Regions from separate parts of the Mus musculus genome. Here region 1 is linked to region 2. A link is a loop called in an ENCODE intact Hi-C map of the cell type or tissue named here. Cell type or tissue: gastrocnemius. All regions are shown on one strand. Links, peaks and the distances in the headings refer to the core of each region. The heading gives the core; the rest is flanking DNA.

Evidence for each region. A loop is a pair of places that touch in the nucleus more often than their neighbours do. Peaks named below come from ENCODE experiments on the same cell type or tissue, not always from the same donor. Only the 100,000 strongest peaks of a DNase experiment are listed, where the experiment ranks them.
Region 1: it touches region 2 in a loop (3.0-fold over the local background); 3 of 42 quality-filtered maps call a loop at or near these places.

Annotation. Positions count from the first base shown.
Region 1 is chr5:116,888,603-116,898,600 of GRCm38, reverse strand. No RefSeq gene overlaps it. Among named protein-coding and RNA genes, the nearest start is that of Gm42010, 13 kb to the right of the region's middle. In gastrocnemius, for the core only: a CTCF peak has its summit at 3,842 (motif pointing left); DNase peaks (open chromatin) are centred at 3,116 and 3,873.
Region 2 is chr5:117,014,314-117,024,311 of GRCm38, reverse strand. Gm30028 (a long non-coding RNA gene) reads left to right here and starts at 6,256. Exons shown (of 4, transcript XR_878713.2): 1 at 6,256-6,355. In gastrocnemius, for the core only: a CTCF peak has its summit at 5,953 (motif pointing right); no DNase peak of the experiment used is centred there.

The DNA.
Region 1 (9,998 bases), core at 2,815-5,314, 120 kb after region 2:
AAATTCCACAAAGCCTTCACTCTGAACTTCAGCCCCTCCTGTACACTTGTGTAGATGTATACCGATATATCCTCCCCGCCTCTCTAAACTTGGCTTAATTAGACTATTTTGGATGCAGAGAGTGAGTTTAACTCAAAATGGCTTTAAAAATAAGGCCGTTTATTGCCAGGCAAGGAGACTACACCATTTGTCATCCAAACCAAGAAGATTTTGTTCATCCCAGATCCAACATGGGACAGTGTGCTGGCACAGATAAAAACAGGAACAATTCTCACAAAGCCAGTGTGGATCAGGGCATAATTTTCCTCTATATCAAGATGTCTTTAGATAAGGCAGCTCTATAATAAACTACAGGGTCTTCCAGCATCTCAGGGGCTGGCTTTTGGGTCTTACTCTTTTTCATTCTGTTTCTGAGACAGCTGAAGAAGCCCCAGGCACCAAGACACCAGTCTTGACAGTGTCAACTCTGGAAGATGAAGATATCCGTTTCCAGGAGCTTCCATCAGATTTTCCATCATGGTTAGAGCCATGTCAGGCGATCTTACTTCAGTCGCTGACAAGGGCAAAGGTGTTATTTATGGTTGGTTTTCTTCCCTTGGAGATGAGTTGGGTACAATTTGCCTTCAAATATTGAGTTGTTGAAGTGTGGAGGCAGCTCATTTGGTAAAACCCAAGGAGATGGGGCTGAGTTTGATCTGCAGATACCCAAGCAAAAGAACTGGGAGTGGTGGCTCACCCTGATAATCTCAGCAATAGGGACACAGAAATGAGCAGATCCCCAGAGCTTGCTGGAAAGCCAGCCTAGCCTCCTGAGTGAGCTCCACACCAATGGGAAATGCTATACCTGAAAGCAAGGTGCCCCCGCCCACAAAAACCCCAAGGTGGATATCTGAGAACTGCTGTCTGAGGCTGGCTTCCAGGTACGTGCGCACACCCAAACATTCACATGGACAAATGTTCAGCTCTTAAGAGACTAAACTGGAATTCTGTTGCAAGCATGACTGAGCAGCTGTTGGCCAGGCATACAATCTAGAGAGCTCACCACCCACTCACCTAGCTCTTGAGGGTTCTCTAGTGGGGAAACCTTTGGGAGGCAAATAAAAAAGTCTGGTACCCATCTTCGATGTGAAACATCAAGGGTAGTGGCTTTAGGCTCTTACTGAAAGACCCTACCATCCTATCTTCGCTTGCTTTCTATGGCTGGGATAAAGACCACAGCCAAAAGCAACTTGAGGAGGAAAGGATACCATTGAAGGAAGTCAGGACAAGAGGTCAATGCAGGAACCTGGAGGCAGGTGCTGATGCAGAGGCCATGGAGGGGTGCTGCTTACTGGCTTGCTCCCCAGTGGCTTTCTCAGCCTGCTTTCTTATACAACTCAGGACCAGTTGCCCAGAGGTGACAGCACACATATGCAGTTGGCAGGGCCTTCCCACATCAATCATCCATCCAGAAAACGTACCTCAGTCTTGCCTTTGGGCCAACTGAATGAAGGTAGATTCTCAATTGAAGATCTTTCTTCCTAGATAACCCCAGTTTATACCAAGTTGACATAAAACTAACTAGGCAACCTCCTTTAGCACCCCCCCCCCAGATTCTATGACAGTCCTGGCTCACTAATAATGTAGACGTGAGGGTCTCTGTTTCCCAGTAGCAGCCTGAGTCCAGAGGCTGACATGCTGATGGCTGTTGTCTGTATCCTCAAAGCGGGAACCAGAGCTCAGGGTTTGTCAATGTCTTGTTGCTGGTCTCAGAGTGCCCACATGCTCAGGGAGGGAGCAGGAATCAGGTCTTTCTATCTTTGAAGTCAGCTGACTTGGGCATCAAAATTCAAAACAGCTTTCCCTGTATTGGTAGAGGGTGGGGTGTGAATATTCCCTGTGAAAGAACACCCTGCATGACTAGACTGGGAAAATGGAACAGGTTGATTGTAACCTGAACTCTCCATGTCTCTTCTACTGCTGAATATGAGATATTGGGATATACAGGCACAGAATGCTCTGAGAAAGATGACTTGAATGTATTGTAATTGATTTTTTTCTTCCTACAGGAATAAAGGAAGGGGGCGGGGAGAAAACATGCTCAGGCTTCGGTATTTTTGAACCAGTTTATAAATCTTAATCATACTATGAAAATGTTGCCTGTGTTTCATAGCCAGTTTTCCTACATCAGGCTGCCTTGGAAACTGGTCCTTTACAGGTTACCATAGGTGGAGTGGACAAAAGTGGGAGCTATAGAGTCAGCCTTAGCTTATGCCTTATTTGAGGCTTGGAGAGATGACTCAGTGGTTAAGAACACTATCTGTTCTGACAGAGTACCTGAGTTTGGTTCCCAACGACCCACATGGCCATTCACAACCACCTACAACTCTAGTCACCAGAGATCTAGCACCCTCTTGTGGCAGCCCAGGGCACCTGCACACCTGACTCTATACACACACACACACACACACACACACACACACACACACACACACACACACGAAAGAGAGAGAGAGAGAGAGAGAGAGAGAGAGAGAGAGAGACTCATATATTAAAACAAAACAAAAAACTTTCAAAAACATCCCATTTTGGGAGGCTGGCAAGGTGGCTCAGTGGTTAAAGCACTTGCTGTTCAAGCTTGAGAACTGGAATTGATCCTTGGTACCTACAAAAATACCAAGTGGCACCTCAGGTTGGAGATAAAGGTTCTCCCAAACAAACTGGCTAGGCAGACTAGCCACATCTGTGAGCTCTGGGTTTGATTGAGAGTCCTTGCTTCACAAAGGTGGAGAAACAGTTGAAGGAGATTCCCAACATCAACCTCAGGCCTCCATGTGCACACACACACACACACACACACACACACACACACCCCTCAATGGAAAGAGAGAGGACATAGCCTGCTTTGTGTATGCATTACCCACAATCCACTGCTGCCCACCCTCCTCCTTCTTTCCTCCCGTGCTCTGCCTCCTCCTCACTTCTCCGCTTCCAATTAGGGCTGTCGAGGATGCGTTTCTAACAAGGAGCTGTGTGCAAGGAGCCCCCCTAATGATTTCTTTTTCAACATGTCATGCGTCAGGAGGCAGCCGGGAACAGAGCCGCTTGGTGTGAGCAGCCCTGGCTAATTAGGTTTCTGGCTGCCTTCTCTCTGCACCCACCCCTGCCAGCCTGCCTCGTCACACCCCGTATTGGCTCAAATTCTGCTGGCTGTCTGGGATAATTTGAAGGTCCCACGCAGAAGTACGCCATCCTTTACATCTATTAAAGGTTTCTCTGCTGGAGGCTGATAATGCCAAAACTAATTAGGGAGTTCTTTACCCGCTTCCCCCCCCACCCCCCATCTTGGGGTACCTTCTTCATGGGTGATCCTGTAGTAGTCAGGGGGAGGGGTGGTACCACCCAAGGGAGGCCTGCCAATTTGTAGAGACACCATTTGACTGATGGAGAGACTAGAGAGTGGGTGCTGCCTTCTGTGAACCTTTTTCTGGGTAAACATAAACAAATTCCCACTTTCTCTCTGGGTAGATCATGGAGAGCAGATCTAAAAACAATTGCCAGGGTCCAGCTTGGCAAATGAATGAGCTCACCTGGCTTCTAAAATCATGGGTGAAGGCATAGATGGCCCCCAAGAGGCTATGTCTCTAAAAAGTTTCACCCCAGAATGAATGATGACTTCCCCGTTGCTGTCTAGATGGAGTCTCCTCTTTAGTCAACCTTCAAATGCTGTATATACTGTGTCACCTCCCAGACTTAAAGAATGAGGGCCCAATAGGTTCTCTCTTGAGGGCGGCTGTGAGTAGTTACAGCCTTCCGGTCAGAGGTTGGCTTTTCACAGTTCACAATGCTCTATAGCGCCATCTAGGGGAGGAGCAAAAGGCAATCTTCTAGTCAACTCAGTTGTGTGCAAGAGATGATTGCATGCTCCGGAGACCCAAACAAACGCACTGAAAATCACCATAGAGGGCAGAGGGCAGAGGGCAGAGGGCAGAGGGCAGAGGGCAGAGGGCAGAGGGCAGAGGGCAGGAGGAACCTTTGCTTTTGCTTTAGGAAGGGCATCGGGGAGGGAGAAGGAGTTCCTGTTCTCTGAGAGAAGACCTGAATGCTCCTGGCTCATTCTGTTTGTTTCCTGTCTGGACCCCGAGGACCCGCCATGATGTCAGGCCCACAGGAGATTCTCAACTGTCAGTTCTGGAACAGCTGTTTGCACAAGCTCTTGACCATGGGACATTCTAGGGCTTGAATGGAATTTCATCGAGTGTCGCTGAGCCAACGGGGGTTCAGCGAGGAAGGGCAGAAACCAAAGTAGGCATTTGAATAGAGAGGATTTGATGAAGGGATCTAGGAAGATGTAGGTTATGGGTGGATAGAGGAAACAGCATGACTGAGCATGCGCTGTTGGAGGCCTAGTGACAGAAGGATGCCGGTAATGACCAACCAACCCCCATTGCCTTGGGGACATATGGAAAGAACAGCAGAGAGAAGCTATGGAGAGGGGGCTGTGGCATTAGGGCTCAGATCTAAGAAGGCATCACATCCATCTGAGATGCCCTTGGAGATGGGTGATAAGGAGTGTAAACGGCAGTTGGAGGCTTGAACCTCTTCTTGGGAGAGGTGGAGAAAGCTGGCTGTAAGACACTGTTGGGAGGTGCCTCACAGGAAGCTCTTCTCCCTAGCCTGCCCCTTTCCATTTGCGTTCTGTCCTTTGAGGTCGGGGGTGTTGCTCTCTTCCAGCTATTGACAGAACCAATGAAGAAACTCAGCAGAGAAATGCAATGTGCAGACCTGGCATCGCCAGCTTGATGCAGGTTATCGAGCAAGACACACCGAGTCGACCACCCAGACAGCACCCAAGGCAGGGGGAGCCCAAGGGTAAGACTGGGCTCTCTCAGAGGCAGCGGTCTATCCAGAGCCTATAGACTGGGAATATGGATAATTACACACAGTTCATTAATTACCTCGGAAAGCAGATGTCACAGGGTAACACGAATGTGTCTGAGAGGCTCTTCCGGAGGGAAGAGAAGCGACCTGAAAAGTTAAGAGGCTCCGCAGGAGTAGGGGTAGGACTGAGGAAACGGAAAGTACAAAGGTCAGGGGGCAAGAGGGGGCGGAGCTTTGGGAGCTGGGAAGGCAGGTAAGGCAGAGCATGTGAGGGGAGAGATGCACAGGGGAGATTCTCACTGCTCAGGGTTCCCACCTGCCTGCTCCTGACACCTCTCTTCCAGCTTGAGGACAGGCACTGAGGTCTTTCCAGCTGAACTCTACCTTGGTGTGCGCTCTGCTGTAGCTCAAGCTGCTCCTGAAAGGGCGGGGGTGGGGGGGCTTCTGCCCTCTGCTGCTGCGTGGTCCTCATGTTGATAAATAGCATCACATGTCCCCCTCGCTCCCGAATTACCTTCTCTCTGCTCAACTCAAGAGCAGTCACTCCACAGATGATTGATTTAACCTCGCTTGTGGTAAAAATTGCAAATCCAACCACCCGGGAGACGCCATTTCTCATCTCTCAAATTGAAAGATACACTAAAGAAATGAGAACGCGGGTGGAGGTGTGAACGCGAAGCAGCAGCAGCCGTGTGGGATGGCAGGTCCGTGTTAAGTTCTCCGGGAAGGAACTTACCCAGGTAAATAAAAAGCTAGGTGTGAAACCACAACAGTACATCTCTCTCCAGCAGTTTATGCTCGGGGACACTGCACACAGGCTTCTGTGTATGAAAGTTCTATGTTGGTGGACACAGCTGAGACCATATTGAAGAAAGATATTCGGAGGAAAATCCACTGTATTGACTGCATAGATATTTTTTCTTATTATTCCCTAATGGAACAGCAATAATTTCCATTATATTTATATTATAATGTAACTTAAAAATAGTTTTCTAAGACTTGAGTCTCATGGACCCAAGGTTGGCTTCAATCTCCCTATGTCCTCGAGGGTAACCTTAATCTTCTGATCCTCCTGTCTCCACCTCCAGAATGCTGGAACTGCAGGTATGTGCCACCATGTCTGGCTTATGGGATCTTGGGAATCAGACCTAGAGCTTTGTCTATGCCAGGCAACTGCACTATGAACTGGGTTTTATCCTCACACCCTACCTCCTCTTAAGATCTCCTTCCCAGTTCCCAGAGTGGACACTGAGCCCTTTCCTACCAAACTCCATCTTGACCTCCTTTGGCATGTGGCGTCTGTCTTCTGTGGTAGGTGTAGATTGTGAGCTAAAATGGCTGAGAGTCTGTGGGAGGATGCCGGGCAGACTGCAGGTAAATGTGACACCATTCCGTGTAAGGACCCAAGTGTCAGTTTTGACATCTGTAATTCACCCTGGACTCTCTGCAGCTACTTTGTGATAGTGATGCCTGTATCAACAATGCACTCGAGATCCCAACAGTGGGGATGCCTGAGGCTTCATGTGCCCTACCACTGAGGCAGCAGAGCATCTTTGATAGGAGCCTGGGTAATTGGACTATCTATCCTATGCATACTGCTCGAACCTTCAAGGTAAGGCTGGGTAGCTTCCTCGGAAGCTCAGGCACACTTGAGTCCAAGTTCTGCTTTCTGAACTTAGAAGCTCTTCTCTCTCTGGAAAAGTGATTGTATTCCTAGAGCCCTGGTTTCCTTGGTAATTGTGAGATTTGCAGAGAAACGAGAAAGGGAGACGCCCCAGTCTCAGAAAGGGAAAAAAATGACATGTCTGCTCTCATAGGTGGATGCTAAGTGAACGTCTGTGTGTAATGTCACATGTAGTACATACATTTATTTAATGTTATCAGTGAAAACTAAATTTAAAAACAGGGAAATTTTAATATCTTTTGGAAACGGCCCCATAGCCAGGCTAAGAAACGGTGCTTTGCCAGGTATCTGGGCATCACTCAGCCAAATCAGGTCGATGTATAACTTAACTGTCCTACTGTGAGCCCTTAGTCAGAACTTACTAAGCTTTTAGACATGTGTGGTAGGAATGATTCTAGATCACAGGAAAGCCATTGTGCGAGTAGATGAAGCTCAGCTTCTTTATGGTTTGGGTTTGAAACACCCTCCCCCAAAGAGTTACACATTGAAGGCTGGGACCCCCAGAACAGTAATGTTTAGTTAGACCCGGGAGGTAGCCGTACCATAAGGGGTCTGACTTCACCATTGAGTGAATCTCTTGACAGATTCATAGCTCAGTGGAATCTTGGGAGAAAACTTTAGGAGACAGGCCTAGTTGGAGGAAGAAGGTCACTTAGGGTGGATCCCACCCTTCCCCACACTCCCCTGCCTTCCCCCACCCTCTCCCATCCTCCCTTCTCTTCTTTCTGGACAGCAAGAATTGAGCAGCCCCACTCTACCACACACTTCTCACCTTGACACTTTGTCCCATTGCAGCCCAGAAACAGCGAGTGACACCTCTGACACCACACACCAATCACAAGTTGATTTTCTTGAGTTCTATTTTATGTTGTCACAGGGGTGGAAAGCTGAGTCACACATCTTGTAAAATGCTTAGAGAAAGTCCTAATAGAAGACACACGAGGAAAGAAGTGCTCTGTGAGGTACCAGGGGGTGGAGCATAGGCATAGAGGGGGTGGGGCAGAGGCATAGAGGGGTGAAGCAAAGGCATAGAGTGAATGGAGCAGAGGCAGAGACTCCTGGGAATTGTATATCCAGACAGGCAGAGGTAGAGATACAGTAGACACATATGAGTGAGGGCGTGCACACACATATGTACATATATATGAATACATACACATGTATACACAACATACATATATACATAGATGTACACACAGACAGACAGACAAACACATATACACAGATACTGTTTCCAATGGCCCTGGGGTATCATGGCCCTTGACCCCTAAATAGGACCTGGGTATTATGGGACAGGAATGAGGGAAGGAGGCTGGAGTCAGCAAAGCCAACCCTGGAGCTTCAGGCAGAAGACACCAGATAGGTGTGAGTCTTACCACAGAGAGCATGTCCTAGGAGGGAGGGCAGAGCCACGGTCTGGGTTACAGCTCACTGGATGGAAGCACGGGCCTGCCAGACCCTTCCATTGATGACTTTTGGTATTTAATCCCCTAGTGGAGTTCACAGCTCCCCCCAAAATGAGGAAACCTAAACCTGACATTTTACATTGTTTAATGTAAAAATCAATAAGAAAAATAAGAATGGCCAAAGTGATTGAGCTTGGGAATGTCATGGTTAAATTCTCTGGTTCAGGTAAACTGTGAGATGAGAGCACTGTTCAGTGGGAACACATGCTTACTCATACGCATGCACACATAAACGAATGTACACCTACACACAAGGGCACCTCATGTATGGACATGTGCATGAACATAATACAGCCGTATGCACACTGTGATGGTTTGTATATGCTCAGCACAGGAAGTGACACTATTAGAAGGTGTGGTCTTGTTGCAGTAGGCATGGCCCTGTTGGAGGAGGCATGGCCCTGTTGGAGGAGGCATGGCCCTGTTGGAGTGGGCGTGTCCTTGTTGTAATAGGTGTGTCACTGTGGGTGTGGACTTCAAGACCTTATCCTAGCTACCCAGAAGCCAATATTCTGCTAGCAGCCTTCAGATGAAGATGTAGAATTCTCAGCTCCTCCTGCACCATGCCTGCCTGCCTGGACACTGCCCTGCTCCCGCCTTGATGATATTGGACTGAACCTCTGACCCTGTAAGCCAGCCTCAATTAAATGTTGTCCTTATAAGAGTTGCCTTGGTCTTGGTGTCTGTTCACAGTAGTAAAACCCTAACTAAGACACAGCCACACATGCATACACACAGACTTGCATGCACACCATGTACACAGACATGCACATACATGCGCACACATATACACCTGTGCATATGTACTCATGAAGGTATGCACTTACACATATAGATACACAGGCAAACAGGAACAAATGAGCACACTTGTGCACACACAGGCATACAGCATGCACATATATGAATGTACACAGAGAGAGAGAGGGGGAGGGTGTAATGTGTTCTCACTTCCAAAAAGATGCCAGGAGATTGATAGCTCCTCCTTTTGTGAAGAGGTTGGCACAAGGCACTCGCTCTATAAACGGGACATAAGCAGGTGCTACATGATCAGGATCATAAAATTTCAATCTGCCCACGGCACCGGTCAGAGCCATAAGCTGACAGCAGGAACGGGAGCTGAGTCCAGGCCCAGCTTAGACGTCTCCCTCCTTTCTGGGGACTGCATTCCCTTTATTGGGCCCTGCCTCTCCTTGCCAAGTCTTGAAAGCAGAACACAGCAAGAGACAGTGGCCTCTGAGTGCGCCACACTGTAAATCCTTCCAGTGGGAAGAGAGATTTATGGTGTCCTAAGTTCGGGCGGCAGGCTCGGTTTGTGTTAATAGCCTTATTAGCTACATGGCGGTAAAACCCAGGTCCCCATACCGCTGAACAGCTACCGCAGTGCTCAAGAGCATTCAATCAGCACACTGAAGCTCCTTGAGATGGTCTTAAAGCCCCTGAAACCTGATTAGGGAGGCTCCCCTGATGGGTTAGAGATGGACAGATGGACTAAAGCCAGTGAGTTTCAAAGGGGGAAATCAGCAAACCTCAGCATAGCCTTCTCTGCCTGTCACTGTGGTCCCAAGTGGGTGCAACCTTGATCTTGACTGTGTAGAAGCCAAGAAGTGTTGCTGATGGCCCCCGAGGCAGTGAGCTCATAACCCCATTAGATCTCAGAAGCCCCTATGGCAGCTAGACGCAGGAGCCCCCTAGGAGTCAGTACAGCCTCAGAGCATGGTGTGACGGGAGAACAACCCTATCGTGTTGGTTGGAGAGTAAGAAGACAGGCACTCACACACAACGGAACGGAGCCAGAGAGCCAACCATTAAACGTCTAAAATTCAGCTATGGAGAAAAGATGCAAGAACCTGTCACTTGGTGTAATAGTATGTATATGCTTGGCCCAGAGAGTGGCACTATTAACTGTGGCCTTGTTGGAGTGGGTGTGTCAATGCGGCTTTAAGACCCTCCTCCTAGCTGTCTGGAAGCCAATATTCTGCTAGCAGCCC
Region 2 (9,998 bases), core at 4,633-7,132:
GAAGGGGTCACTGCTTTAAAATAATTCTATTTTATCTTTGTGTGTGTGTGTGTGTGTGTGTGTGTGTGTGTGTATTGGTGTCTGTAGAAGCCAGAAGCATTGCATGCTCTGCAGCTGGAGTTATAGGCAGTTGTGAGCTGACTGCCATGGTTGCTGGCAGCTTGAGTTGCTGAACTTGAGTCTTCGGTCGGAGCAGTCCATGCTATTTACTGCCAAGCCGTCCCTTTGGCCCTTCCTGCTGGGCTTTGAGCAGAACTGAGACCTACTCTAACCTTCTGCTTAGAAAGGTTACTTTGATCACTGGGCATGGGACTGGCGAGCCCCACATGACTGAGCATTTTGGGAGGTAGCTGAGGCTCTTCAGGCAGGAGGAGAATGTGGTAGATGAGAGCGGACAGGATGGAGAGAGAGGGGAGGAGAAGATGGAGAGAACACCAGGAGACAGAATAGTCTAGATCCAATGCGAGTCCGACTGTGGGAAAGGTAGATGTGTTTTTCCATAAAGACTTCCTTATGTTAAATACATTAGATGCAGGTGTCCCCGAGACTTGGCAAGGGGCGCTGTGATTTTACAGCCCTCCCCCTCCTTACTTGATAAAGTTCTATTATTGGCTGAGGTCTGGCTGCCCACTCTTCATGGTACCTTCCAGGCTGCTGGGGCCAGCGTAAAAGAGATGGCCCCTGCTTCTGTCTTTGCCAGCTAGTTCTTCCTCTGCCTTGCCCACCCTGCTGTGCCTAGCAAGGGTTGGCTCCGAGTGCTAGCTTCTGAACTAGCGTTATTGTCAAGGAATGTGGAAGCAGCTGGATTGGGAGCAAGGGGTGGAGTAAGCCACTCATTTGCCATCTGTGGAGCCAGTGAGAGCTGGCCTGATGGCAGCTGGGGCCAACTCAGTATGACACAGGGTGATGTGCTCCAGCCAAGCTAGCAACCAGAGTCATCTGTGGGCTTAGGTGTGTGTCCACCAGGGCTCTTCTTTGACTGCAGGGTTGAGAGGCCAAGGGTCAGGAAAGGGGCAGAGGGCTCATGGTGAGTTGTTTTGTCCCCCCAGTTGCAGCTCCTTTGCTTGACCCTGCAAGACAGAGACTACTGTCACATGCCCGAGGCAGCTTAAGAGTTGCATTAGCTCTGGCTAAAGATCATTATTTAAAAAAAAATAGAAAGAAAAGAAAAATCACACTATTAAGCATTTTCAGCAGTGGACACTTTATCTGGAGTTCAGATCTTCAAGCTGTTAGAGTTTGAAGGGATTACTCACAGAGATTTATTCTTGGGAAGTTTATTTTCTCAAGTAATGCCAGTTCCCATCCAGTCCTGCACTCTAATCATGAGGATGCTGAGAAAGTGACTGCTGCTACTTCCCTGACTCTATTGTTTGCCTTAGGTGATTGGTTCAGAAATAGATTCCCAACCCGTGATGAACCAATTAGGTCTGGATTGAGAACTGAGAAAGGAGCTTGTAGCCATGACTTGTCCTGTTACTGTAACAAAATAACCAACAAACCCAACTTAAAGAGGAAAGGGTTTAGTTTTTGGCTCACAGGTCTAGGTGGTGCAACTATATGGCAAAGAAGGTATTGGGTGGCCAGTTATGTTGTGTCGAGAGTCAGGAAGCACAGAACAGTGGATAACTGTGCTCAGTTTGCTTCCTCCATCTTATTTGGACCAGAACCCCCATCCAGTTGGATGGTGTTATTCAAATGTAGGGTTGGTCTTCTCTCCTCAACTACCCTTGTAGGCATGCCTGGAGATTCCTTTCCATGGTGTTTTTAAATCCCATCAAGTTGACAATCAAGGTTCAAAATGTTAAAAAGTGCCTGGATTTATGATGTGTGAAAGGATACAGGCAGCCAGGAGGAGGAGGAGGAGGAAGAGGAGGAGGAGGAGGAGGAGGAAGAGTAGAAGAACAAGGAGGAGGAGGAAAAGGAGGAAGAGGAAGAGAAGGAAGAGGAGGAGCAGGAAGAAGAGTAAGAGGAAGAAGAGGAAAAAGAGGAGGAAGAGGAGGAGGAAAAGGAAGAGGAAGAAGAGGAGGAAGATAAAGAGCAGCTGGAGGAAGAAAAGAAGGAAGAGGAAGAGGAGGAAGAAGAGAAGAGGAAGAAAAGGAGGAAGAGGAGGAAGAAGAGAAGAGGAAGAGGAGGAGGAGGAAGATAAAGAGCAGCAGGAGGAAAATGAGGAAGAAAAGGAGGTAGAGGAAGAAGAGGAAGAGGAGTAAGAGGAGGCAGAGGAAGAAAAGAAAGGGGAGGCAGAAGAAGAGAAGAGAGAGAAAGAGGAAAAGGAGGGAGGAGGAGGAGAAGGACGAGGAGAATGGCTTGAATTAAGGTAAATTACCCAACATTCAAATACTGGGACACATAATGCCTTGAAGAACAAGCTCATGCTGGAAAAGGAGACTGAACTCTTCCCGCTAGCTCCTCTTTAAACCTCTGTTTTTAATTTGTTACTTACTGACATAAGTGATCTGCCAGGCCTAGTGTTTTCATTCATTCATTCATCCATCCATCCATCCATCCATCCATCCATCCATCCATCCATCCATCCATCCATCCATTTAATTCTGAGCTTTTGGGATATTTCCATTCTGTCTCTCCTACTTGAGTATTCAGGAGACAGATTACAAAATTTTCCGACCTTCACTGGACAACCCTGCTGCTTTCTTTTCTTCCTCTCACCCCCAGCGTGTTTCACTTTCCTGAGGAACTGACATCCCCTTGAGCACTGGCTGGCCCACGTGCCTCTGTACCACCCCCATCTCAGTCCATCAGAGAAACACTCTTCTCACAGCATCTTCTGCACATCAACAGGCAAGAGGTGTCAGATTTCTGCTCCTCTTGGAAATCCTTTTTGCTATCCCTTGTATGCAGGCTCAGCGACCTGGACCTTCACAAAATTCCCCCAAGTCGCCACAAACCCCATTGCCCACTTGGCCTAGGGGTACAGGCTCAGAGTTTTGGCTGCTTGGGAGGCTGAGGCAAGAGAGTTACAAGTTCAAGGCCAGAGTGAGCCACAAGAGTGAGTTCAAAACCAGCTCGGGTAGCTAAATTGACTGACACAATGTCTCAAAATAAAAACTGAAAATAGAACAGAGTATGTAGCTCAGCCAGAGGTTTGTTTAGCAGGAACAAGCCCTCAGGTTAAAGGGAAATATGAACACGCCCAAGCCATATCACCTTTCCACCTTTCCTGTGATAGTGGATGTGGTGGTTTGAATATGCTTGGCCCAGGGAGTGGCACTATTAGGAGTGTGTCCCTGTTGGAGTGGGTGTGTCCTTGTTGGAGTGGGTGTGTCCTTGCTGGGGGCATGGCAAGGAGATCCTCCTCCTAGCTGCCTTGAAGTCACTCTTCTGTTTGCCTTTGGAACAAGATGTAGAACTCTCAGCTCCTCCTGCACCATGCCTGCCTGGATGCTGCCATGCTTCCCCTCATGATGATAATGGACTGAACCTCTGAACCTGTAAGCCAGCCCCAATTAAATGTTGTCCTTTATAAGAGTTGCCTTGGTCATGGTGTCTCTTCACAGCAATGGAAACTCTAACTAAGACAATGGGATCTGTCAATCATGTTTAAGGCTTCCTGAACAGTAGACATACATATGTGGAGGTTCTCAAAGACCACGGGCATCTAGGCATTTGTTTATTATGTATATTTATGTATATATACATGTATGTGCATATGTATGTGTGTATGTTAAGCACCTGCCACAGCATACATATGGAGGAGGTGGTTCTCTCTTCCCAACACATGGGTCCCAGTGATCTAGCTAGGTAGTTGTGTTGGGTGGAGGGCCTTTACCTGCTGGGGCCTTCTAGCCAGCCTCTTTTCTCTGTTTAGATCCAAGGACAAATGGTGGACTCAGTAGACACTCTCCATGCTATAGCAAGGAGCTTCCTTTGCTGTAGTCTGCTTTGCTCATCTTCCAACCACTGTACCAATGTTTCTGTCAGAGCTTCAGTAATCCATGCCATCACACATAGCAGGGCCAGTGTTGAGGCACCAACACCCCTGCTTTCCACCAATGATCCTCAGGAGCTGATATGTATTAATCATTGTAGACCTGGGGCTGGAGAGATGGTTTAGTTGTCAAGTGTACTGGCTGTTCTTCCAGAGGGCCTGGGTTTGATTTCTAGCACCCACAATCATCTGTAACTGTAGTCACAGGGGATCTGATGACCTCTTCTGGCCTCTGTGGGCACTGCACGCTGCACAGTTACACAATCAGGCAAAACACTCACACAAAATAAAGACAAATAAGTCTTAAAAACAAAGCAAACCCAGAGCCATAGTTTCTTTGTCCCTTTTACTGTGAACATGTTGAGCTGAGACCCAAGGGGTGAATAGGAGGGAAAGGTGTTTTGTATGACCTTGAACTTCTGGCCATCCTAACTTCCCCTCTTTAGTGCTGGGATTGCAAGCACGCACCACCACACGGGTTTCTGAGAGGCTGGGGAATCAATCTCAGAGCTTCATGCCTGCTTGCTACCAGAGCACCTCACCACCCAAGCTACACCTCCAGTCTCTTCACTTTCTTAAATGTACCCATTTCAGTCAATTCCCTGGCCAAACCCCCAGCACTCAGTGTTCTAGTCAAACCCCAGCGTGTGAGTTCCTCTTTTCCTTAAGACGGGAGTCTGAACGCGTCAGCTGACCAAACAAAGCCATAAAGCCAATTAGTTGTATTGATGAGCGGTGTATACAGGTTCCTGCAGATCAATTCATAAATATTATAAATTGAAGCCATTTCTAAACAATGCCCTGTGACTAATGTCTTGGGTTGTAGTGGGTTTTCCCAGGTTGTTGAGTACCTAATTGTGCTCAGCTTCAATGAGGGTTTTTTGCGACCTGAGTCCTGCAGTTTCAAGGTCAAAGAGCTGTATTTCTAGCTGCTGGACTGGGTGACAGAAACCCTTGACTTAAAAGTTATTTATTAGGTTGTGTTTATTATACATAATGACTTGTTATGACATTTTCATACCTGTGCATAATGAAGTTGACCATGTTTATCATTACACTCTCCTGTCCCCCTCCCAATCTCGCTGATCCCCTTCATCTTTTAACCTAATTTTAACCCTTTAGTGAATGGGTGACCCAGGTGAGCATTTATTTACAGGAGTGGGCATGCTACCAATTGCTCCACCATTGAAGAAATGTCTCCTTCCCCTAAGACTATGAACTGTCTGTCAATCCCCAAGGAAGGGCTGGGCCTCATGAGCCTCTCCTCACTCCATGAGAGGATATTGGTGGACAGTGTGGTGGTTTGAATATGCGTGGCCCAGGGAGGGGCACTACTAGGAGGTGTGGCAATGTTGGAGGAGGTGTGGTCTTGTTGGAGTGGGTTTGGCAATGTTGGAGGAGGTGTGGCCTTGCTGGGGTAGGTGTGGCCGTGTTGGAGTGGGTGTGGCAATGTCGGAGTGGGTGTGGTCTTGTGGGAGGAAGTATGTCACTGTGGGGGTGGGCTTTGAGGCTCCTATGCTCAAGGTCTGCCCAGTATGGAAGAGAGCCTTCTTTTAGCTGCCTGTAGAAGATAGTCTCTTTCTGGCTGCCTTTGGATCAAGATGTAGAACTCTCAGATCCTTCTCCAGCAACCATGTCTGTTTAGACACTGCCATGCTTCCTGCCATGATGATAACGGACTGAAAAAAGCCAACCATGTGCTGACAACAGATGACTGTTCAGCACTCAGCCATAAGTGGGGCATCCAGCACTCTCCTCAAGTGTCCTGGTTTGCTCTCCTTTGTGGGGAAGGTTGGCAGTGATGGTTCATCCCCACGGATGGGCAATATTGCTCAATCTCAGTTCTGTGGTTCCAGAAGAGAGCCATTCATTTATTTCTGTGTGTTCTATGCTGGGCCACGCACAGTGACTACAGCAATGTATAGTGCAGGATAGGCCATGTCTATAGAAATGCAAATATCTTAGCTTTGAAATCCCAGACTGTGTTTAGTAACCCCCCTCCAGCTCTTATGCAGCACAAACAACAGAGGGCGCTCTTCCTATAGCCACTTAGTGACCACAGGTTAATAGTTGCCATCCTCTCCGTGGGCAGTTGGTAACCAGAGCATTACAGTGTCAACTCTGTACATCTGCCTAGAAGTGACACATATGAGCCCATGAGACAGAATCAGTCACCGGGTGCCAATTAACTGCTGTCCTCAGAGAGTTCATACTGTTGAAGAAGTCAGGGCTCAAACAAATTATTACATAAATAATGACTTAACAATTGGGATTATGACTACAAAGAAAACCCAGGATTCTATGAGAACGTTAAGCAGGAGATGCTGTGCCTTCTAGTGGGGTCTGAGAGCTTTTCCTAGGGGAGGGTGGAAGCAGAGGAGACCTGATGGGTGTGTGGAAGCTGATCAGGTACGGAGAGGGAAGGACACACCAGCCATGGCACAAAGGCAGCTCCCACGAGAATGTTGCTGCCTAAGGGAGAGACACACAGAAACAGCAATAGCAGTTACTCCGCAGGGGCAGCCCATGTGCTTGAGTCTGTGCTATGCACTGTGCACCCTGCACCCATTACATTTATGCTCCTCTTCACTGGTGTAGAATACATTGCCTAGCAAATGTCTGTGAAGTGGTGTGTGCCCCTGAAGCTCATGCCCCTGAGTAGTCTGTGCTACATCTTCTGCAAATGGCTTCCCTCTTAGCTTGGGGGTCCCATGGCTCCCAGGTTGGGGAGAACCTTCACTTGCTTTAGGACAGTGGTTCTCACCTTCCTAAGGTTGTAACACTTTAATACAGTTCCTCAGGTTGTAGTGACCCCCAACCATGAAATTATTTCATTGTTCCTTTGCAGTTGTAGAGTTTTGGTACTGTTATGACCATCATATAAATATTTGATATCTATGATATCTGATATGTGACCTCCCCCAAGGGGTCATGACCCACAGTTTGAGAACCGCTGTTTTAGGATGAGCTGCCTGTTTCTAGTTCATGACTCATTGGGTCCCCTCAGATCCTAGGTCATCATCTAATGACGGACAGCATTTGGCTGAGCAGAGCTTTTGAAAGTGTTTAAATGTAGTGGAATGTTCTGGAACCAATAGCAGATAGGGGTGATTAGGAGCCTGGGGAAGATCTTCAAATGTAACCCCTCTTTAGCAGAAATTGGGGCTTCTCTGGGCAGCCTAGCAAATGGTACATAGTCAACATACCAGCTAAGGTCTAAGATGTCAAGAATGCAGGCGGTTACAGGACTGTGATAGGTGCCAGTTTTCTTTCTTTTCTCTGTGGTAGGTAGAATAATGTCTCCCCAACAAAAGCATTCACACCTTAACTGTCAAGCAGCTGTGGCTATGGAAGGCCACGTCTTCTCAACTCATGTCTTAGGGTTTTACTGCTATGAGCAGACAGCACAACCAAAGCAATTCTTATATGGACAATATTAATTGGGGTTGGCTTACAGGTTCAGAGGTTCAGTCCATTATCATCAAGGCTGGAGCATGGCGGCATCCAGGTACACATGGGACTGGAGGAGCTGAGAGTTCCACCTCCCATTCTGATGGCTTCTGGGGAGCTAGGATGAAAGTTTTAAAGGCCAGGCCCACAATGACACACTTCCTCCAACAAGGCCATGCCTACTCCAAAATGCCACACCCACTCCAAGGCCACACCCACTCCAAGGCCACACCCACCATAACAAAGCCACACCCACCAATAAGACCACACCCACCACAACAAGGCCACACCCACTCCAACAAGGCCACACCTACTCCAATAAGACCACATCCACTACAACAAAGCCATATCTGATAGTGCCAAGCATATTCAAACTACCACAACCAGTATGGCTGCCTTGACCTGCCCTTCAGTTTAGGAACTCATCCTGAGAAGTGAGGCTGGGGAGGAGAGGGCTGGGAAGCAAGTCCACTACTGATTACCTTATGAGAATTAGGCATAGTTGATAATGCTGGTGAAGTTGATGAAAGCTTTAAGGCTAGGATCCAAAGAGTCTTAGAATTCTTTTCCAGGCAGGCTATGCAAACTCAAAGAGACCCTCAGTGATCCCTGCAGCCGGCACTGCTGGGGTATGGTGGCCAGGCTGGGAAGCTCCTCAGAGGCAGAGTCCAGAGTAGGAGGCAGGAGCCCTGTGCTCTGAAGTCACCCCTTCATCCTTTCCCCTGTATCTCTCCGGGCATTCCCAACCTCTTTTAAGAAAGCAGCCCTCAGAGGCACCACTCTTAGGTCGGCTTCTGCCTTTGGGAGTTCCAGGATAACCCAGGCATCTTTCTCCAGAGGAGAGTAGAAGTTTTAGCTTCGAGTCCCATGGCTCTCTCTTTGTCCCCACCCCTTTTCCTTTTCTTCCTTTTTCATGGAGGTAAGATGCAACACAGCATCTTTGTGTGTGTGTGTGTGTGTGTGTGTGTGTGTGTGTAACCACACAGCAGGGCTTTCGTGGTACACCATATCTGTGTGCCATGTGTGTGGAGGCTGAGGTCAACATTGCATAGCTTCATTGATTATTGGTTGCTCTCCAGTTTGCTTCTTTATTTTCCAGATGTTTATTTTTAAATTCAATGTCTGGGCACATTGGTGCAGGTGTCTGCAGAAGCCAGAAGAGGGCATCAGAAACCCTGGATCTGGAATTACAGGTGGTTGTGAGCTGCTTGTCGGGAGTGCTGGGAACTGTGGTTGGGTCCTCTGCAAGACCTGCAAACACTCTGAAGTGACAGGTTGTTTCCAGACCCCAGCCCCTCCCTCCTTTTTGGGACACTGGATCTGAAGTTCACTGATTCAACTAGGCTGGCTGACCAGTAAGCGCCAGAGATCTGCATGCCTCTATACCTCCCCAGCCGTCAGCACGGGGATTATAGACAGAAACTACCATCGTGTTTTTTTTACATGGGAGCTGGAGACTTGAAATCAGGTTCTCATATTTTTTGAGGCAAAAATTTTACTGACTGAACCTTCCCTCTAGCCTCTAGAAGCATCAATTTGAATGAATACTCTCTCCCCTGATATGTTAGAATGTGACTTATTTAACAAACTCCCTTTAGGTGGACATTTAGATTATTTCTAGTCTTTTGTGATTATTTTAGAATGGCTTTGATGAACATCCTTGCAGCTAAATTCATCATTGGGACACATTGTTTTTAGGAGCCGATTTGCTGGTCAAAGGCTCTGTTCATTTACCAAGTCTGATGTTTATGCAGTCTCGTTTTTTTCTAAAAGAAGACAGGAAACATTGTATCTTCATTACTCAGAGTTGGGAAATGTTTCAGAGTCTAGACATGGCGGCTGGCTGCTGCTCCCATCATACTCCCAACCTGCTGTGGCCTCATCCCAAGCAGATGTTGTTCCGTAGGTCAGTCTGCTGGATGCCACTGTCTGTGTGCCAGGCCTCTGCTGCTGCACCAAAGGGCAGATGGAACTAACCCCCCTTCAATAGGTAGACACCAGAGCAGTCAGTTCCTAGCCTTGGGCAATTAATCATATATGGAGAGATTTAGGTCCATGGACAATGGCTTATTTACAGCTTGTTAATCTCTTTAGCCCCAGGACTACTTTGAGATCACTAGCATCTAAATCATGAGCTGGTCAAGTATAGACATTTGGTTCCTGGCTTGAGATGTCCTGGATGCTGTCGGCTTTTGCTTTCATATCCCTGGGTTCATGCTAGGAGGAAAATCAAGAGTCTAGGAGAATGGGAGCCTGGGAATGATTTAGTCAGTCTTGAGCCTTGAGTCACTGGGATACCCTATCTAGGCAGTGCCTAGGCTCCAAAGGGCAGAGGGAAGCTGACAGCGAGAAGAACTTCAATTGGCCTAGCATAACAGGTGAGACTGGTAGAGTTTGCACGAGGAGTTCTGCCAGCACCAAATCAAACAGTTAACCAACTAACTAACCATCAACCAATTGTTGGTCAGTCAGTCAACTAATTAATCCAACAGCATACATTGACTGTGAGCCAGGGCCTGAGATCTGGGTCGCAGAGACACTTCACTATGAAGACAGAGCTCAGAAGGCAGCGTGCATGCTAAGGGGAGCCCTTGAGTCCGTA